6 separate regions of the Mus musculus genome follow, and regions 2, 3, 4, 5 and 6 are each linked to region 1. Evidence: chromatin loops called from intact Hi-C (ENCODE). Cell type or tissue: heart. All regions are shown on one strand. Each heading gives the region's core, and the rest is flanking DNA. Links, peaks and the distances in the headings are about the cores only. Region 1 holds the start of Map4k3 (mitogen-activated protein kinase kinase kinase kinase 3). Region 2 has its middle 8.0 kb from the start of Gm33596. Region 3 overlaps C230072F16Rik (RIKEN cDNA C230072F16 gene). Region 4 has its middle 6.2 kb from the start of Gm33596. Region 5 overlaps Tmem178 (transmembrane protein 178). Region 6 has its middle 17 kb from the start of Gm33596.

Evidence for each region. Peaks named below come from ENCODE experiments on the same cell type or tissue, not always from the same donor. Only the 100,000 strongest peaks of a DNase experiment are listed, where the experiment ranks them.
Region 2: a loop joins it to region 1, with 3 times the contacts of the local background. A loop is called at or near these places in 13 of 42 quality-filtered maps.
Region 3: it touches region 1 in a loop (2.0-fold over the local background); 6 of 42 quality-filtered maps call a loop at or near these places.
Region 4: a loop joins it to region 1, with 2.2 times the contacts of the local background. A loop is called at or near these places in 12 of 42 quality-filtered maps.
Region 5: it touches region 1 in a loop (2.8-fold over the local background); 4 of 42 quality-filtered maps call a loop at or near these places.
Region 6: a loop joins it to region 1, with 2.1 times the contacts of the local background. A loop is called at or near these places in 6 of 42 quality-filtered maps.

What each region holds. Positions count from the first base shown.
Region 1 is chr17:80,724,965-80,730,310 of GRCm38, forward strand. Map4k3 (mitogen-activated protein kinase kinase kinase kinase 3) reads right to left here and starts at 3,061. Exons shown (of 34, transcript NM_001290345.1): 1 at 2,830-3,061. The coding sequence starts at 2,925. It also overlaps the pseudogene Gm9959. In heart, for the core only: no CTCF peak of the experiment used is centred there; DNase peaks (open chromatin) are centred at 2,047, 2,557, 3,247, 3,627 and 1 weaker place; H3K4me3 peaks cover 3,175 bases; H3K27ac peaks cover 2,395 bases.
Region 2 is chr17:80,798,768-80,804,113 of GRCm38, forward strand. No RefSeq gene overlaps it. Among named protein-coding and RNA genes, the nearest start is that of Gm33596, 8.0 kb to the right of the region's middle. In heart, for the core only: no CTCF peak of the experiment used is centred there; DNase peaks (open chromatin) are centred at 1,854, 2,944 and 4,054; H3K4me3 peaks cover 1,589 bases; H3K27ac peaks cover 1,907 bases.
Region 3 is chr17:80,931,105-80,936,450 of GRCm38, forward strand. It overlaps C230072F16Rik (RIKEN cDNA C230072F16 gene), which reads left to right. Exons shown (of 6, transcript NR_131127.1): 5 at 855-1,227; 6 at 1,838-2,343. Among named protein-coding and RNA genes, the nearest start is that of Tmem178, 11 kb to the right of the region's middle. In heart, for the core only: no CTCF peak of the experiment used is centred there; a DNase peak (open chromatin) is centred at 2,437; H3K4me3 peaks cover 771 bases; H3K27ac peaks cover 2,274 bases.
Region 4 is chr17:80,812,982-80,818,327 of GRCm38, forward strand. No RefSeq gene overlaps it. Among named protein-coding and RNA genes, the nearest start is that of Gm33596, 6.2 kb to the left of the region's middle. In heart, for the core only: a CTCF peak has its summit at 2,972 (motif pointing left); no DNase peak of the experiment used is centred there.
Region 5 is chr17:80,979,868-80,985,213 of GRCm38, forward strand. The region is part of intron 1 of Tmem178 (transmembrane protein 178); the gene reads left to right. Among named protein-coding and RNA genes, the nearest start is that of Tmem178, 38 kb to the left of the region's middle. In heart, for the core only: CTCF peaks have their summits at 1,419 (motif pointing left) and 2,755 (motif pointing left); a DNase peak (open chromatin) is centred at 2,704; H3K27ac peaks cover 726 bases.
Region 6 is chr17:80,823,559-80,828,904 of GRCm38, forward strand. No RefSeq gene overlaps it. Among named protein-coding and RNA genes, the nearest start is that of Gm33596, 17 kb to the left of the region's middle. In heart, for the core only: no CTCF peak of the experiment used is centred there; DNase peaks (open chromatin) are centred at 2,113 and 2,683; H3K4me3 peaks cover 480 bases; H3K27ac peaks cover 2,181 bases.

The sequences.
Region 1 (5,346 bases), core at 860-4,859:
TGCCTCACAAGACAGTTGTAGGAGGAGGGAGGAAACTTTCCGTAAGTGTGTGCCAGATAGCAAGCACCCCAGAAATGTTAGCTACTCCAGCATTAATGGCTGACAAGATTCATCAACTTGCCAGACTTCTGTCACATTCAGATAGAAGAATTACAGACTTGAATTTTTTCTTTTTAGTCAGGTAAGTTACCACCTATATTTAAGGAGTTTGCTTTGAGGCAGTCCTATTCTGTTACTCATACCACGTAGGCCAGGCTGGCCCTGAACTGGTGACCAGCATTTTCCTGCCTCAGCTTCCCAAGGGCTGAGATTACAGGCATGTGCTACCAAGCTGTCTTCTTGGTTTTGCTGTTGTTTAGGTTTGTTTTTAAATATAGTAAACACATGGCTAATTATTCCTATCAGGAACCTACATATAACCTCGGTAAAACATCATTCTTGGCTATATTACAATTTCCAAGTCAGTCTGGGCAACATGAGAACTCTCTCAAGACCTAGAAAAACAGGCACGTGTGCCAAAACTTAACTGTACACACTGCCACTTATGAGACAGAAAATTTAACTTTTCACCTACTATAATAATCAGAGTTCCCCCAGACAGTTTCTAGCTCTTGGATTTGGGTATATTTCTACCATCTTAGTCAAGACCACTATTATTCCCATGAATACCCCAAGCTTCCTAACTGCTCTCTCCCTCCACTACAACCTGGACATCATGATAGGAAACCTTTTAAAGTCCGAATATTCATGTGCGTGCACGTGTGTGTGTGTGTGTGTGTGTGTGTGTGTGTGTGTGAGTAACATGTCATCTAACACCTGTAGAGGCCAGAGGACAACTCTGAAGTTGATATCCTCATTACACTTTTCGTGTGTTCTGTAGATCTAACTCAAGCAAGCCTGAGCCTCAGCCCAGAAGTCCAAATCTAAATTGGATGCAGTCATGCATGTCTACACCTCCACTCAGGGGACACAGGTGGAGGATTATGACTTTCGGGTCAGCCTGAGATACACAGCAAAATCCTGTATACCAAAAAAATACAACCAAAAGGAAAGAAAGAAATGGGGCCTGGAAAGACAGCTCAGCAGCTGTGAGCACCGGCTGTTCTTCCATGACTCCAACTTGGTTCCCAGCACCCATGTCAGACAGCTCTCAACTGCCTGCAACTTCAGCTCCAAGAGATCTGATGCCCTCTTCTGGCCTCCAGGGACATCTCTGTGTGAACACACACACACACACACACACACACACACACACACACACACTTTTAAAAACGAAAGGGAAAATCCTTATCTAATTTCACCTCCCTGGCAGGACTCCCCTAAGTCCCACAGCTAGAAGGTCTATAGGAACCAGGGTCCACATCCAGGATCCCTGTGGCTGCTCAGGTTCCGTCTTTCTCAGCTTCACACTGGTGTCTGTGGCCTTCGGATCATGACCCCTCTACGTGGCTTCGTCCCCTCTCACCATTGCCCTGAGCAAGGCCTTATCATCTTCCAGATCTTGGCTAGAAGCTGCCAGACTGGAGGGGGGACAAACCCAGCCCTCTTGTTCTGTGCTAGCAACCTTTGCCAGACCCTTGACGTCCTCTCTACACAGAATACGACTGGAATGAAGTGAAACTCTGCTGTTTAATGCTGTTCTTGTCCAGGAAAAAAAAAAAAAAAGACTTCAAATAAATCTGGGTCCATTCCTGTCTTTAGTTCATCAACACGTGGCTGCTAAGTTATACACTGGAGTTATGCTCCACACACCTTTGTCAACAGAGGAAAGTGTGGTGCTATGTGATCATTCACAAAAGCCAAGCAGATCACTCACAAAAGACCTGAGGTATTGGCTAACTTACCTTATGCGTTCCATTGAGGCAAGAATAAAAAGCCCATTGCTTTAGCGTGGGCAAAAATAAAGTGAAAACTAAACTTTCCAAGTCATACTCTGGGCATCCTCAGGTGTTCTGGAAAACAGGAGCCCAACTTCAGTTACCATGTAAGTAGATAGGCAACTAAATCAAGACTGCTGCCACCTTTGGCACTATCCGCCTCCCTTCTTGGCAGACTCCGCGAGGCCAAGAGTTTTACTGGCCAGGGAAGAACGATTTATCCTCCCACATTTAGAAGCGATCCCTCTGCAACAGAAACGCTGTCCTGCTAAGGAGCTCTGAATTCTAACCTTGTCAAACCAATACTCTTCCTAGATACTCGACTCTCACACACACACAAGAAAGAAAAAGAAAAGGAAAAATATCTGATTCCTATGTGTCACTGACAAAAACAAACCCCATTATCCAATTCTTTTTGGAGGAAAAAAAAAAAACCTCGAAGTTGCTGTCTTGCCTCCAAAAACCCATCTCTTTTTACAAAACATGACTACTTGGAAAATTACAAGGAACTGACAAGCAGATGTTAAGAGGCTAAAGGCTAAAGCACGGGCAGATGTTAAGAGGCTAAAGGCTAAGCTGTCGATGGAGGCTGCCCAGCGTTAGGACAGATCCAGCAGGCCCGGGCGGACAGTAGCTCCCAGCCACCGGGGCCTATGATCCCAGGTCCCGGAGAGGCACGTAGGTTTGTCAAGCGCCAAGCCCCAGCACCGGGGTTCGTCACACAGACCCTGCCCAGGCAACAAGCGCCCAGCCCCGCTCCGCCCTCCCAGGAACGCAGCGGCTCCGGCCGCAGCCCTTCCCGGGACTGCACGCAGGAGAGCCTGGGAGGGTCAGAGACCCGCGCGTCCCGGGCACAGCTCCGGCGAGGACGCCGAGGGCTGAGGTCCCCACGCCTGCCTCTTTGTTCCGTCCCCCGCGGCGCAGGCCCCGGCTCGGCCGCCCCTGCCCTCACCTTGTAGACGTCGCCGTAGGTGCCGCTGCCGATGCGCTGGATCAGCTCGAAGTCCTCCTGCGGGTTCCGGCGGGACAGATCGAAGCCCGGGTTCATGGCGGGCCCCGGGTGCCCCCCACCTCCCTCCCGGCCCGGGGAGGGGGGGCGCTCACGGGGGCCGCACGGAGGGAGCGCCCGCGGCCGGCCCGGCTCCGCCGCCGGTCACAATCGCCCGGCTGCACGCCGCGGCCGCCGCCGACCACGACGAGCCGCCCGGCGTCCCCGCCCCCCGCCGCCGCGCCGAGCCGGGTCACACCCACCAGGAGAGGAGCGCGCCCGCAGCCCCTCGCTCGGGGTGCAGTTCCAACATGGCTTCCGCCCGCCGCTCCGCTCCGCCCGCCCGCACGCCCTCCCTCCGGTTCCCGGCCCCGCTCGCCACTGCGCAGCCGCCATCCCGGAGGCCGCGCGCTCCCGGCGGGCCCTGCGCGCCCCCGGCTCGCGCGCCCGGTCGGGACACGCCGGACGCGCCAGACTCCGGGTAACAAAGTTGGACTCGCTGCTTGTGGTCCCAGCCCCAGCCCCAGCAGGTAGTAGTTGCCACGCACAAGACGGTATTCCCCAACTTTCTAAGAGCAAGTACATCCGAGAGCCCCGACCCTTTCTTCTAGGTTTAGGGGAGGAGGTCCCCATCAGAAAGGTGAGAAAGACCCTCGGGGGACAGTGACACTTGGGCTCTTGGGGTTGGCTTGACAGGGGTGCAGAGAGAACAAGGGGCGGGGAGAAATCCGTGGAGGGAGTGGGCGGGAAGCAGTGCAGAACCAAAGCCGTGATTGACCTCTGTCCAGGGAGAAGGCTGGATTTTTCAAAGCCCGGGGCGGGGACTACGCAAGCTGTCTGACAACCCTGAGACGAGGGTGGTTGCAGAGGGTGTGGCCTGGACAGGGATCTATTCCCACACCTGAAATGTAAACACGTGACCATCCGGAAGCTACGTAGCCGCGACATTACCTGCCCAGAGCTCCACCCAGCATAAGATCCAGATAACCAGCATTACGTCCAGACTGCTAAAAGTTAGCTAAGAAAGGACTTAGGCAGTGGAAGGGTCAATGTTGAGTTCTTAGTAAACTTAACTACTACCCATTTCCAAAAGCTGTAGCGAGGTCCACTCTGGCGCTCTGTTGGATATTTTGCTTTAAAAATGCTTTTCTAATCTCTTTAGGGACCTAAAGACTAATGTGCCTTAATGTCCAATTCCTTCTCAGAAACTTGGTCTCATCAAACCTTAAAACCTTTCTATCATGTTACTTACAGTAAACTTACCTATTGACTAAATTCCCAAATTGTGTGCTCCAAACCATACGTGGAGTCATCCAAGCACTTTAGTTATCCCAAAGCATCAGATTGTGACAGGGTTGCAATTCTGCCCCAGGAGTGCACGTCACAGGATTAATTGAGGATAAACCTTAAGGCTGTGCTATCCTGAGCTCCTCGGGACGAGGCATGGTTTTCCCCGCTTCCTCCCGGTGGAAGGCACTTGCAGGGGCTGAGGAGCAGGCCTGCCTTCTGCCTGTGCTGTGGGCGGAGAACTGTTTGTCTTCTTTAGGCTAAACAGGCAGATAATTCTGGATTCAGATAAGGAAATGGAAGTCTCTCAAAGCAGGACCTGCTCTGCTTGCTTTCTCTGCCCTTTTGTGCTTTAAAAAAAAAAAAAAAAAAAAAAAGCCAAGTTTCCAGGACTGAAAGCCATTCGGCTTGCACCAGAAAGTTCTAATGGTTTCACTGTTTTGTTTGCTGGGATTATCATCTCTGCAGATAACCGAGTGTTTGCATCACTAATAGGCTTCTTTCAAAGGGAAAAGACATTTCAGTGGGGTTGGAACAGGCTTTCAAGTTTTGTTTGTTCCATTTTGGCAAGGCTTAACTACTTCTTCTCCTTTTTTTTTTTCCCCAGAGAGACAGATTTTCTTGTAAGGGCTCGATTTGCCACATGGGTTAGGCCATAAATAAAAAGGTCTTTTGTAATTAACTGCTCACAAGGAATGAAAATAATTTGTTCCTTTGGGGATCTACCCATACTGGTAAATACAGTGCTCTCTTACCCTTCCCCCAATCTACCTGGCCTCTACTTCCCTACAAGTTAATACTCATGATCAGACACTTGCTTTGAATAAGAGAAAGGACTTCCCGCTTCTGTGATTAGAAACATTCTTAGAAACCGTCTGGGTTTCACTCTTAGATTGACTGTTGCTTGTGTAGAGGCGGTCACCTTATCAGTAGATTAATATGGTGAGTGGAAGTTCACAACATGAAAGAAACAGTATCTTCCAGTACTGAGTGCTTACGAGGAGCCAAGAACTTTCCACATATTATCTCATTTAATTCACAGAGCAGCCTGATAGCTGAGAGCGTATTATCTCCTTTTTATAACATCCCAGGCTAATTAAGCTACTCAAGGTCACATAAGAAAGCTCAGCTTTTACAGAGGCTGCTTAATAGCAAAGGCTAGGTCCAGTCTGCTCTACCAGTCTGTTCTGTTTC
Region 2 (5,346 bases), core at 870-4,869, 74 kb after region 1:
CCGTGGCTGGAGTAGCCGTGGGTCAGGAGCATCGCACAACGGGTCATACTTGGGCATTGTCTTAGTTAGGGTTGCCATGGCTGTGATGGAGCACCATGACCAAAGCAAGCTGAGGTTAGACTTCATCTGATGGAAGTCAGGACAGGAACTCCAACAGGGCAGGAACCTGGAGGCAGGAACCTGGAGGCAGGATCTGATGCAGAGATTAAGGAGTGCTGCTGCCTGGCTTGTTCCTTTGGCTTGCTCAGTCTGCCTGCCTAGAGAACCCAGGACTCCCTCCCCTTACCCCTTTCTTTTTTTTTACTTTTCCTGCTTGGAAACAGCTGAGGGGAAACCCCCCCCCCACATTTTCAGTTCTCTAGTTCTTAAATCCCATGACTGTGGACTTCAAGGCCAAAGGTCCTAGACCTGGGGCTTCTGTGCTTTCAAGTCCTGGTCCTTCTGATGCTGTGGGTTGTTTCTACTACTTTGTAGGTAGGGACCATGATTTGGAGCCCTGGCCAACGCCAGGCTTCTGAAAATCTTTAGTTTTTAGGTCTTCAGTATTGGAAAATGATTTGTCTCAAGGTCACACAAAGTGCCGAGGCCTGGCCTCAGCCATACCACCGCTCCATCCGTGCAGATGTGACATGAGCCTATGAATTACGGGTAAAGTTCTCCGATGCACAGGCTAATCTTAGTACTGGTGTCACCTGCTGGGGTCCCCATTAGACACCCTAAAGTTTAAAAGCACTTGTTTACCAATGCCCCAGTCACAGAAAACCCAAATGCCTATGTCTGCAAGATCTCTCTTAGTGGGAAGCGGGGAGTCAGGCAGACTTTTTAAGAAATAAATTTGTGAATTAATTTTAATTGAACGTAAAACGTGTACATACTTCTGGATACCATGTGACCTCTCACTGTATGTATTTGTTATGTGATGTCCAAATCAGGGCAGGCATGTTCATTCACCATGTCTTCTTCCACAAGCATGTAAAGTCACTCTCTCTAGCTTTTGGGGGGACTACACAGTCTACCATCCATACCATCCATAAGTATCCTTGACTAGAAACTCTGATCTTGTTTTTCCCGTCTGGCTGACACCCACTATCCTTTGACCAGCCCTTCCCTATCCCTCCCTCTCTGACTTCCTCCCGTCTCTAGTAACCCGCATTCTGCTCTTGATTTTAGAGAGCACACTTTTAGAATTCACCCATGAATGGGGTTGTGCTGTGTTGTTTTTCTCTGAGCAAGCTTAATGTCCTTCAGGTCCATTAGTACACGCCCCTTGTCACATCCCAAGCCAGACAGGTGCTCCTGACCCTGATACAGAACAATTTTCTCCTAGTCATTACCTTCTCCCATAACTTACTAAATGTCCACAGGGACGATAACAACGAAGGTCATAGGAGGCCATCTCTCTGAACAACTAATGAGCTATTCAGAAAGTCAGCTGTGTTGATTTTTGAATGGCACCAATGGCCCAAGGCAGACACCCCTCACAGCCAGCCTCTCCTGGTGGTGGCAATGGTGGCCTTGAGCACAGACCTTAAATTATGGGGAAGTAACAGATTTTGTTTGTGGGGCTCTGCAATATCATGATAAAGTCTGGTCACCAAATTGTACTATCCTCTCTCTGTAAGTTGCTGTGTTCAAATGGATGAATGTAGCAAAATAATAGCATGTGATGTATGGGCTGACAGCCTAGAGAGACTTAGGGTTAGAACACGTAAGTACATCCTGGCTAGAACTACATGGCTTAGATTTTGTATTGCTCACGATTGACAGCAGTGGTTCTCAACCTGTGGGTGGTGACCCCCATGGCCACATGACTCACTGTATTAAAGGGTTTCAGTATTAGGAAGGTCAAGAGCCACTGGTCCAGAGCCAAAACTTTTTGGAGAAATGAACAGCTCATCAGATCTGCCTTGAGTTTGTCGGGTCCCTGTAGTCCCCAAGGCCAGAAGGTCCACGCTGCAGTGTGTTATATAAGTGGGTGTGGTGGTGGTGGGGTGAAGGTGTGCTGTGCACAGCAGAACTACAGTGTGTTCAGGGCATGCTGGGATCTGCAGAAACATTTTCCAGTAAGGATTCGTGTCAGTTTCAAAGTGCTCAAAACAACCCTAAAAAGAGTGTGGCCAGAAAAGCTATTATTGCTGCCTGAAATCCTTGTTGGAACAAAACGTGAAACAAAAACGAGCGAAATAGAACAAAGCAAGTCATTGTGTAGCGAACCTCACCGTCCAGTGTACCTGGCTGGCATGTGGGTGACTCAGGAAGGTCAGGAACCAGGCTGTGGCAGTTGCTTTAAACCTCTACCTTTCGGTGTGTTTCGGGGGTGGGGGTGCTATGTCCTTGAAGGGAGCGTGGGTGAAGAGCACTCCTGCCTAAAACCGCGTGGGTTTCCCTCCTCCCCCATATCCCTGTCCTGTTTTCTAGAAACAAGTGGATTCATCGGACTCGCCTGCCGATGACCCCCTTCTCTATTTTCTGTTCCCTTCCTTGAGCCTTCCTCCATCCTGGCTCAGGGTGAGCCGACAGGAGGAGCACAGAAGGCGCCGACCTTGGGCATAGAGGCAGAACTGCCCCCCCACCCCCCACCCCCACCCCCACGCCCCCACCCCCCGCTTGAACTAAAGCAGTGGCAAACCCTCTCCTGAAATTTCTTTCTCGCCCTTCATCAAACTTTTGTTGGACCTGGAAAGGAAATGAATTCTAAAGGCAGGAAATGACCCAAAGACCGGAACAATGTGTGCAAATCTAAACTCGTGCTTCCGCCCTTTGGTTACAAAGCATTCTAATCTGTGTCCCAGGAAGCCTAGCCCATTGCCAGATGGAGATCTGTTTTCAGATCGGCTCTTGGCATCTGCCACTCCCAGCTGGTGACATTCGCACGTTTCTGAAAGGCAAACCTGTCCCCACATCTTCAAACTTCTGGAGAGGTGTAGCCCCAGGAAAGTCCTCGAGGCTCTGGCTGACAACGCCAACCATCTGAAGCACTTCATCTGCGGTCGAACTGTTGCTGGACTCCAGCCTAGAACGCCAGCACACGGAGTCTGTTCTCGAAGATCTTCAGCATCTGAAACCAAAGTGTGTCTCTGCTGCCAAAAAAGGCTGGCTCCCTCGCCTGCTTCATAATCCCTTTCTCACCAGGCGTTCCTGAAGAAACCCGATGAGTCAGGGAGGAAGGAAAAAAAAGTGTCTGAAGGAAGCCTGGGGGTGGGTTGGCCTCTACCTCAGCCTCAGAAAGCCCCCCCCCCCTTGTTTGGCAATCCACTAACGCTTAGGGGTTTGATTTTTTACTTTTCCCATCTTCCCTCTTCTGTCAGCTCTCACCTCCAGAGAACCTTCATTTACCATTCCTGTAATTAGCTCTGCAAAAAGCTGGAGGCCCTCGGATGGGGAATTAGTCACTCTTGCAAAGATGGTTAGACTTCACTTTCATCCCCAGGAGCAGGGCGAGAAAAAGCGCCCACTCGGACTTCCAGAAGAGACCATTATTCAATAGCTCCGTTCTGACTCGGGGCTTGTGCTTTTCCCAGGCTTTTTAATTTTTATGGGACTCTGTACATCTGTCTTCCTGAAAAAAGCTAGGAACCAGTTGAAGTCTAAACACCGTGAGGTGGCTTGTGGGATATCTGCTTCTAACAGGTATCCCACTGAGGCTAAGGGCCCCCTCACCCTTCTGTCCCCAGGCAATCAGAAAGTAGGTTTTCTGAGAAAATGTGCTTAACTCTCAGCGTTTCTGAAATGCCAAACAGATTGAAGGATAAAGAGTCTGGCGTGTTTGTTGACATCTGGCTTATAGATAAGCTACTGAGAGAAAGAAGGGAGAGAGTCAACGGGGGTCTGGTGAGAATGGGACCCAAGTAGGCGCCGCTCTTCTGGCGCTCGGCACCTGTCCTGGAGTGCAAAGCCACTCTGCGCCACTCTCTCAAATTGTGTTGTGTATTATGAAAGAGGTTTTTAAAATGTTTTGATAAGCCGGGATTTATTCTTGGAAAGGGAATATGGGCCCTGTTACAAGATAGGAGCTTAATGTCAGTGCAGGTCGTATCAACTGTGTGTGGCTGTGAGCAGAGTCACGAAAAGCTTGGCGAACTCCCAAGGTGGCTTGGAGCAAACTCGCCCTTTCTTTCCTTTGCCTGTAGACAATGAGCCCAGGACAAAGCCAGACCTAAGGAGATCATCTTCCCTACTATGGACATCAGACAAACAAGATAAATAGTTTGCGTTCTTATGATGACAATGGTGATAAGAGAAGCTACTGAGCCCAAAGAAAACAAAAATGGATTCTGATTGCAAGCTATGTTTATAAGACACGTGCCCCCCCCCCCCAACAGAACAAACCAAAACAGAACAAACCCACAAACCAACCATGCTGTCAGAGTCATGTAACTTGACCCTGAACTTAGTTAGGGCACATGAAATAAATACAGTTTATTTCAGTTTATTTATTTATTTCTGGACAGAAAACTCCAGATTAGGTTAATGTACAGTTGAGGGCCGTTAACAATTAGCAAGAAAGGCACCAGATTTAACTTATTTTTGTACTGCTTCCAGCCTTGATTATCTGTTAAAAATTTGACATAGTTAAGTACAGTTAGATTGTTTTAATACGTAAGAGAGACATAGAATCTATTATGTGCTCTTTGCTCCTTAATTGGAATGTGTAGCCATCGAGGGTCTCATCTTTTGTGTTCACAGAATGACAAGCAGTGATACAATTTATGATCTGTACCATGATGGCCAAGCTTGTGTTTTGCTTAACTGCAGGCGTTTCCAGGGTTCTGGCTAGACATGCCCAGCGGATGCTGGAAGTTTACAGAAGAAGAACAGACTACTTGCTTGCAAGCTGGACCGTGCTCACAGGACACTCAGTCAACTCACAGGGCTATCACAGGGCTATATTCTCCACATATGGGAAGCTAGAGATTGCTGAGGTCTCTGTGACAGCAAGGTGCACTACATTAGGTTGTGCCACTTGGCCAGCTGAGGTGTCTCATCTGAGAGGTCATGGTACTCAGGAGCTATTGGCATAGTGCAAGCATCCAGATCTAGACAAGATGGATGCTAGGGTTTGAGAAGACGTCTGGTTCCTGATTGGCATACGCATTTGTTTGAAAGCCACGTGTACTTTTATTTTTTGTTTTTCTTGCTTCACAAAAACCAAAACAGAACAAAACAAAACCCCAAGATTTAATTTGAGGCTCAGTGAGTAAAGGCATTTACTGCTAAGCCTAATGACTACAGTTTGATCCCAAGAGACTGCACGAAGGAGGAAGGAGAAAATTGTGTCTTCACAGTTGTCCTCTGATCTTTGCATGCATGTAAACATGCACGCACGCACGGATGCATACACACCAC
Region 3 (5,346 bases), core at 713-4,712, 210 kb after region 1:
TAATTTGCTATACATAAGCTTGGTGTCATTTTCTCTATGCCTCTTCTTCAAACATACATGGGTTTCCTCTATCTTAGGAGAGTGGGGCTTAGCTCAGTGATAGAGCGCTTATGCATGAAGCACGATAGCCTGGCTTTGGTCCTCAACATTGAAGAAAACAAACAAACAATCAACATGACAGAAAAATCCACAAAATGGCCTTTACTTTTTCTGTCCTTTGCACCTGGACAAGGCTTCCTCTGCCTTCATTGCTGGAGTTCCAACACATGCTACCTATATTTTTTTCCTCACGTTTTATTTACCCCTCAGAATCCAAAGGCTTAATGTCTGTTTTAGTCTCTTTTCCACTGGCTGCTGAGCGAGCTCCCCTGTAATTCTTTCAGTTCACCATGAAGTCCCACACCTGGAGTTCCCGTGGCTCTCCTGACTCCTCACATCTAATTTCTTGTTCTTCCACCACCTCTGTCTCTCGTGGGCACCACCCAGTGAACATTTCTGCATAGACATCATTCTGTCCTCTAAGTCTCGATGGCCAGGGCCTCAGTCTTGTAAGCTGTTCTCCTGCTTGGCTTGTTTGCCTACCCATCTACATAACTCTATCTTTTCATTAAGAGAGCTCTGTCATTGCTTTAGCTATCTTGGCCTAAGCATCGGATCTTCAGTGTCCACCTGACTCCTTTCCCCTTTGATTTACCCAGTGTCACAATGTCACAATGCCTGTGTCATCTCTTCTTTTGCATCTGTGCTGTCCTTATGAGTCCTCTTACTCATGCCCAAATGACTCTGGGTGCACTGTTATCATTTTCGTTGTCACCAAGGCTACAGTAATCACCTTCTTTCTTTTTTTTCCGTAGATGGTGCTGCAGCTCTTTCCCCCATTGCTTAATATCTTGATGGCATTTTAAAGACCATGGGTTCTGAATCAACCTGTTGCCGTTTTATCCAAGATTCTTCACCAAAAGTCCTCTATCCTTGCTGGACCGTGGTGCCCACTGACCATGAATGAAATTCTTCTCCCTCGCCACCAACGTGCTCCCATTCACCTGGGACCCAGCAGCATGTCTACAGCCACCTCTGTTCATGACTTCCCCATCCTCTTGACACATTACCATCACCTGAGAAATACCGAGCAGCAAAGAACTTCTGCAATGCCAACCAAACTATCACAGTTGTTCATATCCCTGCTTCTCCTGCTGTGTCCGCAGCTCTTTTTGACCATTCCTACAGGTGACAACGTTGTACACACTCATGACAGTCTTTCCATTTGTCTAGCAGATTCTTTTCCTTCTTGCTTGCATATGTGAGATGTGCGACTAGGGAACAGACTAGCAACCAGTGATCCATTTGGCTTGGGCTATGCACACCCATCTTCTAATAATGTATCAGGCACTACTTCCTGTAAGTACTATGTATACAAACATACCTCTGAATATGGAGGGTATGAGAGCAGATCTGGCACAGACTGTATTGGAGTACAAGGCAAAACTGTGTCTTTCAGTAAATTTTTAAAGGAAATCTTTTATTAGCTATCTAATACCTACCAATAATAGGGTGTACATATTAACGTCAGATGGATTAAGGGAAGAATGGCTCACAGTGAACAACTGTTAATGTGATCCAAGCTGACAGTCAAAATAGGGAATCACTTGATTACACGCCTAGCACCAAAGCTCCCTCCTCTTGTGTATCCTACAAAAAGAAGCCCCAAACAGTACTTGGAGCCTTGAGTATCTCCATACATGCGGCCCACCGTCCTCTTGCAGTATATTCTGTTCTGTTGCTTCTCTTGAATGAAGTCTCCTCACTATTTTGTAATCTGTGTGGACTTTGATTTCAGGCCAAGAACCTGGAAACACCTGGCCCAGATCCTGACTGCTATCAACACACCAACTTTGTCCAGCTTGAAAACAAAGCAGAACAAAACAAGACAAAGGCAAAGACAAAAAAACAAAACAAAACAAAAAAATCCCCCAAAGACCAAAACCAAAACAAAAAACCCACCAAAACCTCTGTTCCTTTTGTGTTTTATTTTCCTCATTAGTCATTCCTGTTAGTGAGCACACACACGCCACGCCTCATCAAAACATACTGTACCTTATTTCCATGTCACTCCCTCCCCACTTATTCTTCTTCTGAACAAAAACACTCTATTCACATTTTCTCCCTCCTCCTAGTCTTCCTCAGGTCTACTCCAGGCAAGCTCACACCCCACTACCAAGGAAACCCTTACAGTGAAGCTTCCAGCGACATCTGCACTGCCAAGGCCCACTCTGAAGTCCCAGCTCTTGTCTTGGTCAACGAGTCGCAGTCACTGACTTCGGGGGCTGATGAATCCCTTCTGTCCTGAAACACTTGCTTCTCTTGGCTCGCTCTTGGGACTCTGAACTCTTGCATCTCTCTGGCCATGTCCTTTTGCCTCCTTGTGCTTCCCTAGACTCCAATAGATGGTGATTTTCCATGTCTCAGTCCTTGACCTTTCCTGTCAAGGCTTACTCTCTGGCTGACATCATGCAGTCTCATGGTTGAAGCCTCATCTATATTTGGATTCTCTTGGTTCCGAGTTTCTATCTTTAGCCTGAACTTCTTCCTTTAACTCTCTGCTTGCACATCCCATGGCTTCCTTACTGTCGGTATCTCGCAGCTAGTAGAACTCATAGTGCACTCTGTCTGAGCTCCTGACGTGGTCCACACTTCCACTCGCCTCCAGCAGCCTGTGCTTTGTCTGCTGACTCTATTGTCACCCTTCCTTTTTGTTGTCACATTGGAAATTCTTTTGGTTTCACTTTCAAGACCTCCCCAGAAACCACACGCTTGTCGCCATCTGACAGGCTACCTCTATCCTGGTCTAAAACCTGTCAATTGCCTATGAACTAAACAAACAGCCTGCACAAGTACAGACCCTGAAGTCCCACCATGCAGACTGGACGCAGTGGCTCTGCCAGTAAAGAATGACCTGAGCAAGGTGCTCAACTCTGCTTCTCCAGGTTCCTCACTGGGAAGACTGGGATCCTAACAACAATGCTGCTACTATGACTAGAAGTTGTGGAAAGTATTAAAGAAAAAAAAAAAACACCCCACATATAAAATATTGCCAGCCCCTACCAAATAGCATATGACCAATAAATGCTAAGTATTATCTATAAAGCTATAAAAACTCCATGACAGCGGATGAAAGGTGGTCAGCAAAATCAGAGAAGTTATGGGAATAACTATTCTGCTGAGCATAAGCCAAGACGATCTTTCCATATCCAAACCTAAGACAGGTGTGGTGGTGTGTGCCAACAATCTCAGTGCTTTGGAGGCAGAGGCAAGAGGATCAAGATTTCAAGGCGATCTTCAGACAATAGTGAGCCCAAGGGAAGCCTGGGCTGCATTAGGTGCTATGTCAAAAATTCAAACATGAATAAATAAATAAAAATTAATTAATTAATACCCAGGCCCATGTTGAATCAGGATAGAGCATGTTTGCATCAACTACTCTGACCTGTGCCTGTCTCTCGGTCCATTGCACCTTGGAGCAGCTTTTATCTGTCTTACAGTTTTACAGACAGACAACCCACTGCTAAGATGCCTCGATCTGGTAGTACTTGGTATTATCATGTCGCTGTCCTCAGCTTTAAGAACAATTTCTTCTCCAAATCCCCTTCCAGATCCCAGGAATCACAGATGGCCTTAATCTCAATCTTGGCTCTATTCTTGGTCAATCCCCCAATCACTCTTAAGGATTCCATATCTGGGTTACTGTTGCTGCTACCAATGACCACATTTAAAAGTGAGCCCAGCTCGGCATCAGGTCCTCTGCCTATATACTGGAGCTTCCAGGTTAAGTGTTTTATGGGTGCTTGAGTGTGCAAACAAGAGGGTCTCTGACTCTTCTGCTTCTTGTGCTTTTTTCCTTCTGTTGGTTTGTCTTGCCCAACTTTAATGTATCTTATTATATTCGTTTTATCTTATTATATTTTATTTTGTTATATTAAGAAGTGAATGAATGAATGAATGAATGAATGAATGAATAAATGAAAACTTAGCATAAAGGTTAACAACTGAACTGTCACTTATACCTGCTGGGGACAGGAGAGGGAAAAATCAGTTTTCTCCGACAAAATAACACTGGGTGTATCAACCATTCCAGAACAGGCCTCACGTTCCATGTCGGCTGACCAGCACATAACTGGACTCCACAATTATTATTTTTTTGTGTGTATTTTCTTTGGCTATGCTTTGGCAGATCCTTTTTTTTTTTCTCTTTTGTGGTATGGTTTTTACCTTGTTTTCTTGGTTTTGAGGGGCTCTGCTGTGTTGAGTTTTTGTTTGTTTTTTGAACAGGAACTTTAAAGTTGGGTGGGTAAGGAAGGGGAAGAGGATCTAAAAGGACAGGTGAAGTGAAGAATATGATCAAAATATATTGAAATTTTAAAATTATTTTAAATAATAAGATGTAATTAAAGCTACATTAAAAACGAGCCCTATAAATCTAATTTCATGCAGCCATGAAGACCATTTTAAATTCTCATTTTACTGGGAAAAAGAAAGCCCAGGCTTTTGGAGAAATGTGGTTGCTACAGAAAAATTGTAAGCCGCCAAGTAAGACCAGAAAAACTAATAATTTCCCATAAATTCCAAGGTGAGGCCAGCCAGCCAGACCTCCATGGGTGAAAAAAAAAAAAGAGTAATTAAATAATTTTCCTGAACACCCAGCAGTAACCTTTCTTATTTGTGACTAAACTTCATCAGTAGAAACTTTAGGAATTTCTTTTGGCTAATTGTAGGGTTTTCTAGGAGAGAACCACTTTCTGTGGTATTGGGATTTCCACAAGCACAAAGTGCCTTGGCTGGAAAACACTAAGAGGCATCTCCCTCACTGCCAGCCTTCTCTCTGGCTTGCCACTCACACCATCCAAGGCTCTCCTTCACAAGCAGGTTGATGCCGACACCTAATAAATTAGGCAGATGGGGCTCATACATCAACGCCACCTACTTGGATTCCTTTTTGGTCACTGATGCGTTCCCCTCGCCCCCCCCCCCCTTAATCAGCCTCATAAATCTGACCCTGACAAGGTCCTGCCCATCTCCATCCTGTAGTAGGAGGTGAAGTGGTCATTTGTCCCCAAGCTTTCATCCCAGTCTCTCCTTGAGTGACCATCAGTGCCATGTGGTGCCCATTCATTACAGGGGCTCAGGTGTGACCATGAAGATCGTGTGTCAAGGGCTGCCAAACCGGTGACTCCTTCCAGGAGGACAGCATGGCTCTCCAAGCACTGTGCGCATCAGATGCTCGCACTCCGCAGTGCCTGATTTATCCTGGCACACTGAGTGCTGTGCTGGATAGATCACACCCTGAGCTAT
Region 4 (5,346 bases), core at 540-4,539, 88 kb after region 1:
CTTCTTCATCTCCCCGCAGTGGAAGCAGAATGTATAGGCCACTGGTCTTGACTGATGTTTAATGGGCTAAAGAAATGATCGCAGGGGTACAGGCTATCTTATTCTTTCTTCAGGCGAACAGCTTCTGTCAACATCTAGGCATCGGGAAAGCTTCAGGCTAATCATATAGCCAGTGACAGGGAGATTGTGGCTTCGATTGCTCTCCCAGATTTCTCAATTGAATAATGCCGGCGAGGGATGAATGCGCGCTTTATTTATGATTTTGGATCAGCTACAAGGCTACCTGACTTTATAGAGAGGATACTGTTTATAAATCCTCTGTTTTTGTAAGTCAAATTCTGCCTAAGCCGTTACTTGGGGAGTTAGGTTTTCAAGGCCATCTTGTGGTGAGACATTTTATAAAGTCAAGAATTTCCCAGTGATTTATCACTTTGTTTGGATTGTAAATATTGGGGTCACTTAAAAGTGAGGTTAATATATCACCCGTCTCTTTGCTTTTAGACACAGTAGCAAGCGGCCTCACATTAACTTTCGTGAATGTCACCCCGAGAAAATCGGATTGGGAATTCTGTGGGATCCAGACAGCCAGTGAGTAAAACTGGAAACCTCACCCTGAGCCAAATTCTTACCTCGCAGTTTCGATTCTCTTTGACTTCACTGATAATTTTATTTTTAAATGGCCTCAACCAATACTTAGAAGAGAATTCTATTTGTTCATCTTTCCAACGATGTCTTTGTCTCTTTGTTGGGCAGCAAGAGGACTGGAATCTCATTGTTGAGGCCCTAGTGTGTGTGTGTGCCCCACCTAGTAGAGCTGGAGCTGTGTGACAAGGGGCATTTCAGCTTGTACACTACAACAGTCCCACTTTCTTGGTGCGGTAGATTGAACCAGGGCCTTATGCACACTCAGCATATGCCCTACGCTACCACTGAGCTATCTGCAGCACACCATATCTCCATTGGCTGCCATAGCTTCCCGTGGGATGCTATACATTAACTCCAGGCAACGGGTTACAAGGCATCCTTAGTTAGGAAGGAGAGAGAGGGGGGGGGTGGTTCAGCGTTCTTTCTAATTTCTATTCATTCTTAGACATTGCCTAGGGAATGATACGTGCTGCTCACATTCATGATGGGTCTCCTACCTCAATTCACCCAATCTAGAAATCCTTTACAACACATCTAGGGATTTGTTTCCATGGTTATTTGGAGCACAGTCAAGTTAACTGTTAATATTAACTATCTTGGCTCTCTGTACATCGGCTCTGTGGTGATGCTTGACATTGGTGCAAGGAGTTCATCCTATTGCCACAAAGGAGACGGTGACATCTTGGGTGGCATCTATTCAGGCTGCTTTAATGAGACACCACGGAGGACATTTATTTCTCTCGGTTCTGGAGAGTGGGACGTTTAAGATCAAGGTGTGGGCAGATCTGGTGTCTACTAACGTATGACCCTTCATCTTCGGTGATAGTGCGCTTGTGCTGTGTTCTCACAGCATGAGAGAGGGGAAGGCAAAGAAAGCACCTCTCTGGACTGCCTGCTGTCAGGGCACGAAGCCCATTGGCCAGGGCTCTGTCATGATGCTCTCCTAGTAGCACCAACAGATATTAGAGTAGAGGGGATGTGAAGATTTGGATTTTCTGGTTTCCCAGAGTCCCTTCTCCTGCAGTGTCTTTTGATGCCTTTAATCTCTTAATTGAGATTTCTTTCTTTGGCTATTTGTATGTGGATGTTTCCATATCCCTGTATCTGGCTATTTATTTACATGGGTATGGAGCCTCCACCCAAACTCTTGTCCCGACCGTAATGCTAAGCTGTGAAATTCACAGAGTCCAGCAAGGAGCCTTTGCTCATATCTGATCTTACACCCCAGAGATTTGTTTTATCATTTATTCATGTCTGTGTGTGCATGTCTCTGTGTGTGCTGCTGCTCACAGAGGGAAGACCAGAAGAGGGCATTGGAACCTATCCTGGGTGGAAGGACCAAACTCCAGTACTTTCTTTGTAAGAACAAGAAAAGCTCTTAATCACTGAGCCATCTTTCCAGACCTTCAATCTCCCTGTCCCAGCCCTGCTCCTACCCTCCCTGCTATTTTCCTTCCTTCCTTGCCTCTCTCCTTCCCTCCTACCCTGTCTCCCTCCCACTAGTCCCTCCCTCCCTCCCTTCCTTCTTCCCCTCTTCCCTTCCCTTTTTGGAAAGGGATACTGGATATTGAACCCAAGTCTTTGCACACACCACTGAGATACACCCCTGGCACCTATTCATTGTTTAATAAATGTTTGTTTTCCATTATGACAGTGACTATGATCTTAAACACAATCATGGTAACCATAACCTGAAAGAGCCTCATTTACTATGTTGAATTATTTAATGAGAATTATGGCTAAGAATGAATAGGGCCAACCGGGCAGTGGTGGCACAGGCCTTTAATCCCAGCACTCGGGAGGCAGAGGCAGGCAGATTTCTGAGTTCGAGGCCAGCCTGGTCTTCAGAGTGAGTTCCAGGACAGCCAGGGCTACACAGAGAAACCCTGTCTCGAAAAACAAACAAACAAACAAACAAACAAGAATAGGGCCTAGCACTGGAAGAGCTAGACAATTAAAATAGCTTTATAGGGCCGGGGGCAGTAGCTCCATTGGCAAAGCACTTGCCTTGCAAGCTCAAGGACCTCCTTTTGATTCCTAGAACCCAGAGGTAAAAAGAGAAGTGGGGCCTGGTGGGCCCGTTTATAATCCCAGCTCTGGGGAGACAGGCGGATCCTGGGGCTTGCAGACCAGTCAGTCTAGCCTACTTGGAATGTTCCTGTCTAAAAACCCAAGATGACACTGTCCCGAAGCAGCTGGGGTTATTCACTGGCCCCCACGTGTACATGAATTCTCTAATGCACATGTGCTTATGCACAAACACTTCAGTTCCCAAGACCAGGTTGAGTGATGGCTTCCAACTCCAGTTTCAGGAATCTACTGCCCTCTTCTGGCCCCTTTGGGTACTGCACTTGGTCAGGGGCACAGACACACAGACACACAGACACACAGACACACACACACACACACAAATAAATTAAATAAAATGTTTAAGAATTGTCTTTCTAAAACGTTTTTGTCTTTTTGTCACTTTTTAAAAGACACGAAGCCTAGACTGGCCTCAAGTCAGCTGTGCAGCAGAGGATGTCCACGCACATCTTATCCTCCAAGTACTGGCATCAAAATCGTGTTCCACCATGCCCAGTCCATGACTCTAACTTTTCTCAGATGACTTTATTGACAGCCTAAAACATAAAATAAATAGATGGATAGAGTTCAGATTACTTAATACCTTATTCCACGTAATACATCACAGCTACATCATTTGAGGGGCTCTACAAAATGGAAACAGTGCATTCATTATAAGAGATTTCAAAGGCCAGGGCTACAGAGATGGCCCTGCAGTTGAGAACTTCTGCTGTCCTTCCAGAGGACCAGAATTCAGTTCGCAGCAGAGCCCGGTGAAGCAGCTGGGAAACCCTCCTTTAATTTCAGCTCCAGGAGATCTTACCGGAACCTTTTTCATGCTGTCTCGGTACCTGCACTCTTGTCCACATACCCCATCTCAACACACACACACACACACACACACACACACACACACACACACACACACACCATGGAGTGTGTGCTTAGTGTGCTTAGGTTCTGTTTCTCTTTTCAGTATCCCCTGAGATAAAACCAAGTTGAGGGTTCAATAGTACAGTCCATCCTACCACACATACCCACATACTCATGTGTGTTCAGATCACTTTATCCCCTTAAATAAATAAATAAATAAATAAATAAATAAATAAGAAGGAAGGAAGGGAGTAGAATTTCAAGATGCAGACAGCAGACTTTAAACAAAAGCTTAAGGTCAGTCCACTGTTGTGTTGTTCCTGTTCCATTTCTAAGGCTCCGCATTTAAGGTGCTGTGGTGGTTTGCATAGGTTTTGCCTCCACAGACTCATGCTTCCATGCTTGGCTTATAGGGAATGGCAGAATTAGGAGGCATGGCATGTTGGAGGAAGTGTGTCACTGTGGGGGCAGACTTTGAAGTCTCCTATGCTCAAGCTACACCCAATGTGGCTTTCGGATCAAGAGGTAGAACTCTTGGCTTCTCCAGCATCGTGTCTGCCTGCATGCTGCCATGTTTCCCACCATGATGATAATTCACTGAACTTGTAAGCCAGCCCCAGTGAAGTGTTTTTCTTTATAAGCGTTGCCGTGGTCATGGTGACTCTTCACAGGTCTTTTTTTTTTTTCATCTTTTTCTTATATATTTTTTATTAGGTATTTTTCTCATTTACATTTCCAATGCTATCCCAAAAGTCCCCCATACCCCCCAACTCCCCTACCCACCCACTCCCACTTTTTGGCTCTGGTGTTCCCTTGTACTGGAGCATATAAAGTTTGCATGTCCAATGGGCCAGTCTTTTCAGTGATGGCCGACTAGGCCATCTTTTGATACTTATGCAGCTAGAGTCAAGAGCTCCAGGGTACTGGTTAGTTCATAATGTTGTTCCACCTATAGGGTTGCAGATCCCTTTAGCTCCTTGGGTACTTTCTCTAGCTCCTCCATTGGGGGCCCTTTGATCCATCCAATAGCTGACTGTGAGCATCCACTTCTGTGTTTGCTAGGCCCCGGCATAGGCTCCTCACAAGAGACAGTAAGACAGTAAGACCAGTATCAGGTGTTAATTTCACACCATGCCACAGCAAAGCAAGCGCAGCCTAACTACTTAACATGGACAAAGCCATGAGCTGTGAACAGCAGCCACATAGTCTCTACCTCAGCCAAGAAAAGAGTCACTTTAATATGAGAACTTTTTAAAAGAGGCATGCTAAGATGACAATCTCTAAGAGAGAATGTCTTACTTAGGACACAGGTGTACTAGGAACATGAGGTTAAGACATGATCGAGTCATGTATGTGCTGGCCCTCCTTTTTAAGTAGATATTAATTTTTAAAATTAAATTTTAATTTAGCTTGGCTTCTGAGGCCACTCCCCTAAATGATCAGAACTGCCTTTTGTGGCATGTAAGACCATGTCTCTAGGACATCAACTAGGACAGATGGAGGGTGGGAAGCTCAGACCTCCTGGGGCTCCACCAGTGCAAGGCACTCTTCGAGGAGTTTGTATATCCATTCAGTCAGCCTTCCACACAGGAAACAGTACAGTTGCCATGATCACACCGTCTGAGAAGCCATTGAAACATCAGGTCCCTGGATCCCTGGCCTCCTCTCTGACCTCACCTTCCTTCTCCCCCGTGTTCCTAAAGGTCAGAAGGAGACATTGGCTTCACTGGCTGTAACTGACGTTACAGAGGACCGTGAGCC
Region 5 (5,346 bases), core at 554-4,553, 250 kb after region 1:
CCTGTTTACTTTTTAATATGACTCTTAGGAAGTTTGGAATTGTGTAGCACGTGGCATCTCTTCCCTCTGGACAATCCTACTCATATTTACCCCTTCAGCTTGCGTATCCTCCTTTCAGTACGTAGACTGGACGGGTTTGCCCTCGGAAGGTGCTTGCAGCTGGCCAAGGCTCTTCTAGTCAGTAGAAGCTGCCCAGTTTACTGCACTTGGCTTATTCAATTCAAGTCAGCTCTTGATAAAGGGAGCGACAAGGGGACATTTCTTTCATCTGCTTAACACCTGCTTCCCTCTGAGATGAAGTCTCTCTGACAAGAACATAGCCGCTGCCCTGACCTGTAACCCTAGGGCCGATCTCCCCCTTTAAACTGGGGTGTGTGCTGGCAGAGCTTTAAAGAAACAAAGAGTCCTTTACTTTCTGCCCATGGGCCACTTATGGAATTCCAAGTGACCCTTAAGTGTTTTAGGAAGAGTGCATACTGTCGTGACCTGCCATCGAGAGGCTCTCAAGTGTCGGAGGCCTTGCTGTTATTTTACCCTTTCCAGACTTATCTGAGAGATGCCGCGCTCTGACAAAGAAGCCATAGCGTCTGCTTATAAGGGAGTTGAGTCATGAGCGGAGAGGGTGACTCTCTGACCCACCAGAAAAGACCAAAGTCAGAACTCGGCAACCAAGGCATGAGCTCAAGAAGACAGAACTGAGTTTGGGAAGAATTGAAGGCAAGCACCGTAGGAATAGGAGGGTCATGGAAACAGGCACAGCACTGCCATGGAATACTTTTAAGGACAGAAGTGGCCTCTGGGAATTATTCTCAGGGTCAGTAAGGTAGGGCTACAGAGATTCCAGTCAATGGGAAGCCATTCACACGTTCTCACGGTGTGATATGATACACAGAAACCCTAATATCATGCACTGAGGGAGTATGAGATCTCTCTCTCTCTCTCTCTCTCTCTCTCTCTCTCTCTCTCTCTCTCTCTCAGTTGTCAAAATTGGAAAGTTGGCATATTGGCCGAACACTAAAGCTATGTAATAAATAAGTACATAATGCTTATATGTGCCAAGCACTTTATTTTTAAATAAATGCATCTATTATGGCAAGTAAAACTCTCACAGCCACTAATTTAAATCCCACGTAAGCTGGGAATAGTGGCACATAACTGTAATCCTAGCACTTGGAAGGCAGAGGCCAGCCTGGTCTAACAGCAAGCTCCAGGCCAACCAGGCCTATGTAAAGAGATCCTCTCTCAAAATGAGAGTTGTAAAAAATATAGTGGGGGCAGGAGAGATGGCCCCATACTGCTCTTCCAGAGAATCCAGAACCCAGAACCCAGGCCATGGCTCACCACACCAGTAACTGAAGTTCCAGGATATCTGGTTCCCCCTTCTGGCCTTCCTGGGCAGTAGACACATAGTGCACATACATTTGTGTAGGCAACACAATCATACACATAAATAAAAGCACACAAATCTTAAAAAAAGTAAAAAGCAATATAACATGATACTGCAAAATACAGGAAGATGACTTCAAATTACATTTAACTTATTTTTTAAAGGAAGGATTTTATGTGTATGTGTCTTGCCTATATGTTTCTCTGTATTCCATGTGTGTGCCTGGTGCTCTCAGAGACCAAAAGAGGCTACTAGATCGTTTGGAAGTGGTTTTATACATGACTATGTGTCACCACATGGGTGCTTGGAATCAAACCCAGGTTCTCTGTAAAAGCAGCCCGTGTTTTTAGCCACCGAACCTATCTCTGAGCCCATCTCTCCAGACCTCTCAGGGATTACTGAGGCCCCAGACACCGTACGTGATCACAAAGCAGATTAGACCAGCGGTGGCACACATGTGGCCTGCTGTCTGAGAGAAGAGTGATATCGACGTTAGTTGGCAATCTCTGCAGGAGCCCAGTGCTGGGAGTCTTGCACAGAAGACAGGAGTGGACAGGCAAGAGGGACCAGTGGTTGGATCACTGCCCCGGGCAACTGTTGCATGGTTCTGTTTATCCCTTTGTACACATGAGCTAATCTGCGATGGCCATTTAGGGTCCAGCCTCCTGGTATGGGGCAGTGGTTCTGTCTAATGAATGTGAGCATTTGCCAAGAGATGACTCACAGTCCAGCATTGAGGTTTATAAAGGGCTAAGCCCTTCACAATAACCCTACAGAGTCTATGCCATCAGACCTCTGCTTTTATAAGAGAGGGAACTCAGGCGCAGGTTAAAGGATTTGCTAAGTTTACACAGCTGTAATTCAAACCCACGTCCTGTCTCTCTGCCCAGGTTCGAAGCCTGAATGACGTCTCAGTGTTGAATTACTGTGAGTTTTGTAGTATCTCATACTTGCTATGTCTCTCCCTTATTTAACCTCCCCGTGTGTCCCCGCGACTCACTAGCTGTGGGGCTAGTTCACTATTGTCAGCAGTAGAAACAGCAACGATTCACCAGACCAAAGGCTCCATTCCTCATCCAGTAGGATGTATTTATTTATATATCTTATTCTATGGTTTTTTAGCATCCTTAAAGTGGCTTTACTTGGCCCTGTAAGAAGCTAATTATTCACCAAATATAGACCACGGCTTGTTCTTTTCAGCCCCCTGCATGCTTTTTCCCCTCATTGTGCGATGCCATCTGGTGCTATGAGCTCATGCTTTCTGTGCTCCTTTGCAGAGCGCCAGATTCGTCCTTTCTGAGCCCAGAAAGCAAGGTTGATTTCAGAGTTTGCTTGTGTGGCTTTGAGAGCACTGGGGTCTAACGCCTCCTAGTGGATTTTGCCGGTATCACTCCTTACCATCACCACAGGGAATTCATGCTCACCCATGTAGACTGTCCGTCCATGTCTTTCTTTCTGAGTCAATAGCTTTGGTGAGCCACCCAGCACCAGCAGGTCTTTTTCTGTGTCGTTTTTATTGGCTTAATGCTTGGGATGTGGGAAGCCAAACCCTGATAATTACACTTTCCTCTTCAAATCTGTCTCACTTTGTGCTGTGGCGGTAGAACACGTATTAAAGAGAAGGAGATCGGAAGTCTTGTGGCTGGCCTCGGATCCGTCCTTCACACACTCTTTCTCCAAAGTCCGGAGTCTCTCTGATCATTTTTTCCCCAGGAGTGGAGCACTGGGAACATAGGACATTTTCTTGTATACCGAGCTTAGGATATCAGAGCTTCCCCACCAGACCTCTGATCTTTGAGACTTTTGAGTGCTGCTCGTCAGATCTGCTCCCTCTCTTTCCACCTTCTGATGCTCGATCAGCGTCCTTGGCAATTAGACTAAGATCCAAGGGATATGAAGTGTGTCTGGTGATGTCTGCGCTGCTAGCCTCGGGTCTCACTCCAGCAGAGCACCGGCCAGGCGATTGCCCTCTTCCTGTAGCCCTGCCTCCTGGGGGACTGCGTGGTACTATGAAGGCACAGAGGAGAGAATCAGTCCCAGGGATGTTTAGAGTAGTTTAAGGGAGCACACAGTGTCTTAAGTGCAGAAGTCGTTCTAGGCAAACCATCTCTGAGTCTGAGAAAGCTGGTTTTTGTTTTGTTTTCCCAATTCCGTACCTCTTCACCAGCATGAGGCAGCTTCTAAGAGATGCAGGTGGGGAAGCCATGGAGTCAGCCATGTAGCTGGTCTAATCCCCAAATGAAATGTATCGACAGGTGTGGAAAATGGAGACAGACACAGCCCTCTGCCAGGAAGCAGCTTTGTTTCCAAAAGTGCTCACGTTGGTACTGAATTGGAAAAAAAATCGATTTTTCATATCGAATTGACCGTTTTACTTTAGAATAGCAATAACTGTAGAAATCTGTAGAATTAGCACCAGTTTCTAAAAGTTAAAGAATTCAGTTTGTCTAACCACACACACATTAAGACTTGCTTATGTCGTTGTACTGTGGCCTAGGCTAATTCCTCAACCTCTGAACTTCAGACATTTTTTGTTTAGTGGAATAATTATTCCTGGGGTCGTTGGTGAATGTCAATTGGATTACTTTTATATGTGTATGTGTGTGGTGTATTGGTATATCTCTATCTCCCCTTGTGGAGGAACAAGTATATGTGGATGCGGGTAGAAACCAGGGCTTGATGTTGGCCATCCACATAAATTACTCTGCATCTGAGATACTGAGGCAGAGCACCATACTTGAACGTGCCTGTTCCAACAGATCAGCTAGTCAGCTTGCTCTGGGGACCTTCTCTCTCTCTGGGCTTCTCCTGGGACTAGGATGGGCTGCCACGCCCAGCCAGTATTTATGTAGGTGTTGAGGATCTGAACTCCAGCCATCATGCTGATGGGGCAAGCCCTTGGCCTGCTGAGCCGTTTCCCCATCCCTCACGGAGGTTTTGTTAGATAATTTTTATGTGTAATTGGGATGATCAGGTCATCTCTGTCTTCTGGTCCATACATGGTATTCTGCATAAACTGAACTTTGTCTAGTGAACCCATTTGTATTCCCGACATGTGTCTCATCTGGTCATGGTGCATGGCTTTTTACATGTTGCTGAGTTCAGATTGCTAGTATTGGGAACAGTTTTTGCATAGAAAATATCAAAGAAAGTGGCATATTTTCCTGGAGTTGTGTAAGAGGACACAATTTTGATCTGCAGAACCCATGATATTTTTTGTTTGTCTGTTTGTTTTTTTAAAGGACCAGGGCAGGGGCGGGGAGTCGGGGGGAGATTGAGATCCAAGCTGGATGGGATGGTAAAGGTTATGCTCCCAGCACTTGGAAACTGGGAACAGGTTCATCTCTAAAGACTTACTGACTGGTCAGACTACCTAGTCTATTAGTGAGTTCCAGGCCAGTGAGAGGTCCTGTCTCAAAGAGAGAGAGAGAGAGAGAGAGAGAGAGAGAGAGAGAGAGAGAGAGAGAGAGAGAGAGAGGAAGAAAGAAAAAAGAGTGTGGGTGGGTAAAAATGGCAGAGAGACCTGAGGACTGACACCCAAGGCACAAACACAAGATATTATATAGTTTTCTTTCTTGTGATGTCTTGATTTCAGATCCAGTTGGGAAGTGTTTCCTCCACTTCTGTTTGGTTTTTGAAGAGTCAGAGGGAGTGCTGATTCTTGTTTAAACATTTGGTAAAACTCATCAGCCAAGTCTTGGGCTTTACCTCACAGGGCTGGTCTCACTAAGCTAATTACTAACTCCATCCCTTATCTTGTTATAGATACAGTCAGAATAGCTCACCTATTGCCTTGAGTTAGCCTTTGAGTTTGTGTCTTCCTAGGATATTTTATGTCCTATTTAATATTAGTTAGTGTTTGGCAGGTTTGCCAAGTATTTATTTCTATAAGATTAATCTCCTTTTGCTTTATGATTTTTTTTTAAATCCACTTTGTCTTTTTACTTTTTGGGAGTTTG
Region 6 (5,346 bases), core at 545-4,544, 98 kb after region 1:
TTCTCCCTCCTTCTCTTCTCTCTGTCTATTCCTGTCTCTTTCAGACAGGGTCTCACTATGTAACTGAAACTGACTTTAAACTCTTAATCCTCCTGCCTCAGCTTCCAAGTCTGGAATTCTAGTCCTGTGACCACCATGCCAAGCATCTGTATTTTTAATGCAGATGGCCTATTACACCCTCTGGAGGCCTTGGTCATTATTGAAACTGAGGAATGAGGAATGAGAAGCTGTGTTGGGTAATATGTGGAAGATGGTCATGGCTTAAAGGCTTGATCCCCAGGGGTCAATGCCAGAGGTGTTGAGGATTTTCAGGAAGTCCAGCTTTATGAGAGAGGCTCAAGTTGGTGGGAGTTGTGCTTTTGAGAGGGAGGTGGGACCTAGTGGTGCGCTCATATCCCTGGTCTTGGCTTGTGATATAGATAGTTTGCTTTGGATGTCCTTCTGTCATGAAATGACATCATTCCCAGACATATTGACATTATTCACAAGTCAATCGGGCCACCTGACCTTGGACTGGATCTTAGCTATGTATATACAGTGGTCTTAACTAGGATGAAACACCAAGCTTAAAGCAAATTGGGAAAGAAAGTGTTTATTTGACTTATAAGGAAGTCAGGACAGGAAGCTGGAGGCAGGAATGGATGCAGAAACCATGGAGGAGTGTTGTTTACTGTCTTTTTCTCCATGGCTTGATCAGTTTGCTCTCTTATAGAACCCAAGACCACCAACCTAGGGGTGACTCCACCCAAAATGGATCAGGCCCTTTCCATTCATCACTAATTAAAAAAAAAAAAACTATAGCTTTGCCTACAACCTGCTTTTAAGGAGGCATTTTCTCAGGGCCTCCACAGAGGTTCCTTCTTCTCAGAAGACGATAGCTTCTGTCAAGCTGACATCAAACAAGCCCACAGGCTCTCAACTTTCCTGGGCCTGTGACCCTTTAACACAGTTCCTCATATTGTGGTGACCCCTCAACCACAAAATTATTTTTGTTGCTACTTTGTAACTGTAGTTTTGCTAGTTGTATGAGTTGCAATGTAAATAGTTGATACACAGGATATCTGATATGCAACCCCCAAAGAGGCTGTGACCCACGGGTTGAGAACCATTGCTCTATGATGGTTAGTGATAGACACACAGGGGAACCGGTTACGGCTTCCTTCTTTGCAGGGTACTGCCAGACAAGATTCAGGAATCCATCACCAAAGATCAGCCTCGGAGGACATGTTGCTTTGATAGCAGAGATCTCAGGATGAGTGATTGCAATTAGCACTTGTTGCTATTTCATACATCCATATAGCTCCAATCTGTGAGTCGAATGATTTGTTCTCTAACGCTGGCTTAGTGTCGCTGTATTGATCTCTCCAACAGTGGTCCAGGAGTGGCTCCCTATGGGCTCTGATACCTTGGGTTTAGGAAGCCTCTGTATTTCACTCACTGACCGGTCGTGGCGCTGCTCTACCCTAAGGAAGAGTTCCATGTGGAGGCCTTGGGCTTGAAAGCAGCTTGCGTTTCTGAGCCCAGACCTTGAGAAGTGCAACTGGGTTCCCAGTGCCAATGTGGAAAGAGCAGCTGCAAAGCAACGAATAGAGAGCAGAGAGAATCTCCTAGGAGGAGAAGGGTGTGGCCCTTAAACACATTTTAGGATTACAGATAAGATTTCTATATCTGGGACTCAGGATGCTGACCCCAGAGCGCTACCGTGATGGGTCCCCTTGCTAATGGAGCTGCAGTTGTAATTGGAGCAACAGGCGCAGGCTGGCAAGGATGCTCTTTGTACTCTGTTTCACTGGTAGGAGTCTACTGTTCTTTGCCCTTGCTGGGTGAGTGGCCAGTGGGATTTAATGATGTGTCACACAGAGTTGTGCCTCAACCCTGGGAAAAGCATTTCAAGAAAATGCTCATCGGCCTTCGGGATCCTTGGACCATTAATATTCTTAATAGTGACAATAAAAGCTGAAGGAACTCTGGTCTCAGCAAGGGTTTCTAGGAGCAGCACAGTAATGAGCCAGCACAGCCCTGCCTGGGTGGTAGGGCCTCCGGGCTCGTGATCCGCCCCTGGCTGGCTGGCTCTCCTTGGTTTTTCCATTTTACCCCACTTCCTGGGCTCTGGTGGAAAGTGCAGAGAACACTCTCTGTGACCTGATACGTACGTCTTGTCAAACAACGATGTGGGAGTGCAGACGGCAGCCAGAGTTGGAAGAGAAGAAGAGAAGAGAAGGCATGTGTGTGTGTGTGTGTGTGTGTGTGTTACATTTCGCCAACAGAAATTACTTCATAACAAGCAGTGACAGAATGTCTGCCCGTGGAGCTCTGCAGAGAGAAGGAAAATTTATTTGGCGTTTGGTTTTTATTTTTTTATTTTTTTCAGCGAGCACAGGCCATTTGAAAGGAGTTGAGAGAAAGAAGAAAAGGAAAGAAATTTAAAGTGCCAAGAATAATCTATGTAGCACTCCCTCCCTCTTCCTGTTCATGTGAAAAGATCTTTCTATTGGGGTAACTCACACCAACCACATCTGGTTTTTCTCCCTGCCTTTTCTGGGCTTCCTGCCCCACCCCCACTCCTGCTTCCCACCCGAGCAATTGTCTAAAGCCCTAGGCAAACCCCAGTACATTGTTGGCCCCCAGAGGCCTCGAGACAATGTACGGTCTCTTTCCCACTCTACATGTGTCTCCCCCCGCCCCCACTTAAGACTGGCTGTCTGACCTTTGTATCTGCCTTATCTCGGCGACCTTGTGAAACATTTGCATCTAAGAATAACCTAGCATGTTATAAACAAATAGACCCAACTCCTGGGAAAGCCTCCCGGGAAGGTCCTTCCTCATTCCTGCCAGGAAACCCAAGCTGGGATGGGAGTCGGCAATAGAACGTGATTTTAGGGTCCCTGGCTGCGTTCAATTTCCCCTCCTGGAGCTTTTCGCTAGAATCTGGCTTCCCTTGACATTTCTCTCAATTTTCAAGGACACCTGGGCCATGGCCAGATATGGGCACCTTGGTTAGGTCACCTGGGCCATGGCCAGAGATGGGCACCCTGATGAGGTCTGGAAGCACAGCAGAGAGTGTGGGTACCCCCTCCAGTCCTGGAGAGCAGAGTTTCTGGGTGGGGTAGGAGAACTATGAATCCCGAGGGATTTGAGGGCACAGTTTTTGTTTTAATTTTAATTTTTTTTTATCTACAACTCTAGCTTCTGTGTTTCTCCTCTTCCTCTTCCTCCTCTGCCTTCTTCCTCTTCCCCTTCTTCCTTCTCTTCTTTGCTCCTTTCATCTTGGAGATCAGTTCTCAAAAGTTGGCCTTGAGCTTAATATGTAGCCAAGCATGCCCTTGAACTTCTGATCTTCCTATATCCTGCTGGGATTACAGGAATGTGCAACCATGAACAGGTTCCTGTAGTGCTGGGGATGGAGTCCAGGGTTTCGTGCTAGGCAAGCATTCTGCCACCAGAACTATGCTCCCAGCTCTTCCCCATTCTCCTTGGCATACGGTAATCTCCGACTCTGAAGCAGAGGCGACAGTAGGAAGAGTGTGCATGCTTATTTGCCTATGATTCTGCCCCCAAATTCAGGGCCGTGACCATTTCTATTCATCACCTTATTAAAGACGCATGTTTCTAGTGTTTTCTAGGGCTCATGCCCACTGCTAGGGAACTCTTTATGGATGGCTAACTTTCTAGAAGATTCAGTGGTGATATCTTTATTTCTGTCTTGAGTGGGTTTCGCACTTCCCATCTTGGCTCTGCATTTGTTGAATAGGGCCATGGGTTACGGGGGGCTCTCTCGCGACCTTGGAAGCGTCCTTTAGATTTTAATAGCTTTCTTGTTGTTTGTAAATTGAGTCTCTTTAAGATGATCTGAAACTGACTTGGTGAAAAAGGTTTGCAGCGTGTAGCCTTTTAAAAGCACGCTGAAGGGCTGGAGGGGTAGCTCAGTGGCGAAGATCGAAGATCAATTGCTGTGCTTCAGAGCATTCAATTCCCAGCACCCACGTGGTGACTCACAGCTGTCTGTAACTCTAGTTCCAGGAGGTCCAGTGCTGTCTTCTGTCTTCTGTGAGCGACGCAGACGCAGACGCAGACGCAGACGCAGACGCAGACGCAGACGCAGACGCAGACGCAGACACACACAGACACACACAGACACACACAGACACACACAGACACACAGTGCGCATACATACATTCAGGCACTATACTCACACCCATAAAATATAAATAAATTCAAAATTTAAAAAGTATGCTAAATGAGTATAAGTACAAGCTGCTTTGAGAAACAAGCAACTCCCTATCTACTTATGCATACCTGGTTTAAAGTATGCAAATCAATAATTTTTTAGTGGAGTTTTGTGTATTCACAATAGTACTGGAAGGAAAAGTCTTCCTCAATTGCCTCCTGCTCTAGGTTTCTGGAGTCTATCAGTGAACATTTGTCACCTACAAGTGCATGGAGCCCTAAAGCCTTAAGTGGTCTAACCCCAGGGACTTGTTAGGTGGCTGGCCATTGTTTAACAACAGTGGCATGGGACCAAGGTCCTTTGTTTCTGAAGGTTAGTTACATAAAATTGTTATTTATTTATGATAAGATAGAGACACAGAAACCGTACCTTAAATCAGCTGGAATGTGGATGCTGATTGAGAGTCCTTCCATCATTAGGGCCCTTTGTTAGGCAAGGGTACTTGACCTCTGGGGCACAAGTTAGGCAATTAAGCTAAAGTCAGACAGAACAAGTGCAGTTCGATGCAGAAAAGACTGAAGCAGCCAACTATTTGTTGGTATAGATCCCAGCCCGGTGGCTGCAGAGATAAGGAGTAAGGATTCATTCAGTCTTATAATTTTCCTCCTCCCCATTAATCTATCTATCTATCTATCTATCTATCTATCTATCTATCTATCTATGAAAACCACAGCACACAGTTTGGCTTATCATAACTTTCCAATTAGCATGAGCTCATTAGCATAGCAAGAATGCGTTGTGAGTTTCAGCCCAAAAGTCATGCAACAGCATGGGTTCTATTTCCATCAAGACGAAGGAAGAGGGAATTCTGAACGTTTTGGTGGGCTCTTCAGAACTACCTCTTCCTTCGTCTTGATGGAAAATTAGATCTAAAAATTAACTTGGAGGGCTGGCAAGATGGCTCAGAGGATAAAGGCACTTGCTGCTTAAGCTGCTGCTACCTGAGTTTGATCTCCAGAACACACAGAGCAGAGAGAGAGAACCAACACTGGAACGTTGTCCTCTTACCTTGTGTGTGCTGTGGTACATGCCCCTCTCAAATAAATGTAAAAACAGTGGTTGACTTTGACTCTCTTATTATTTACTTTATTTATTTATTTATTTATTTATTTATAAA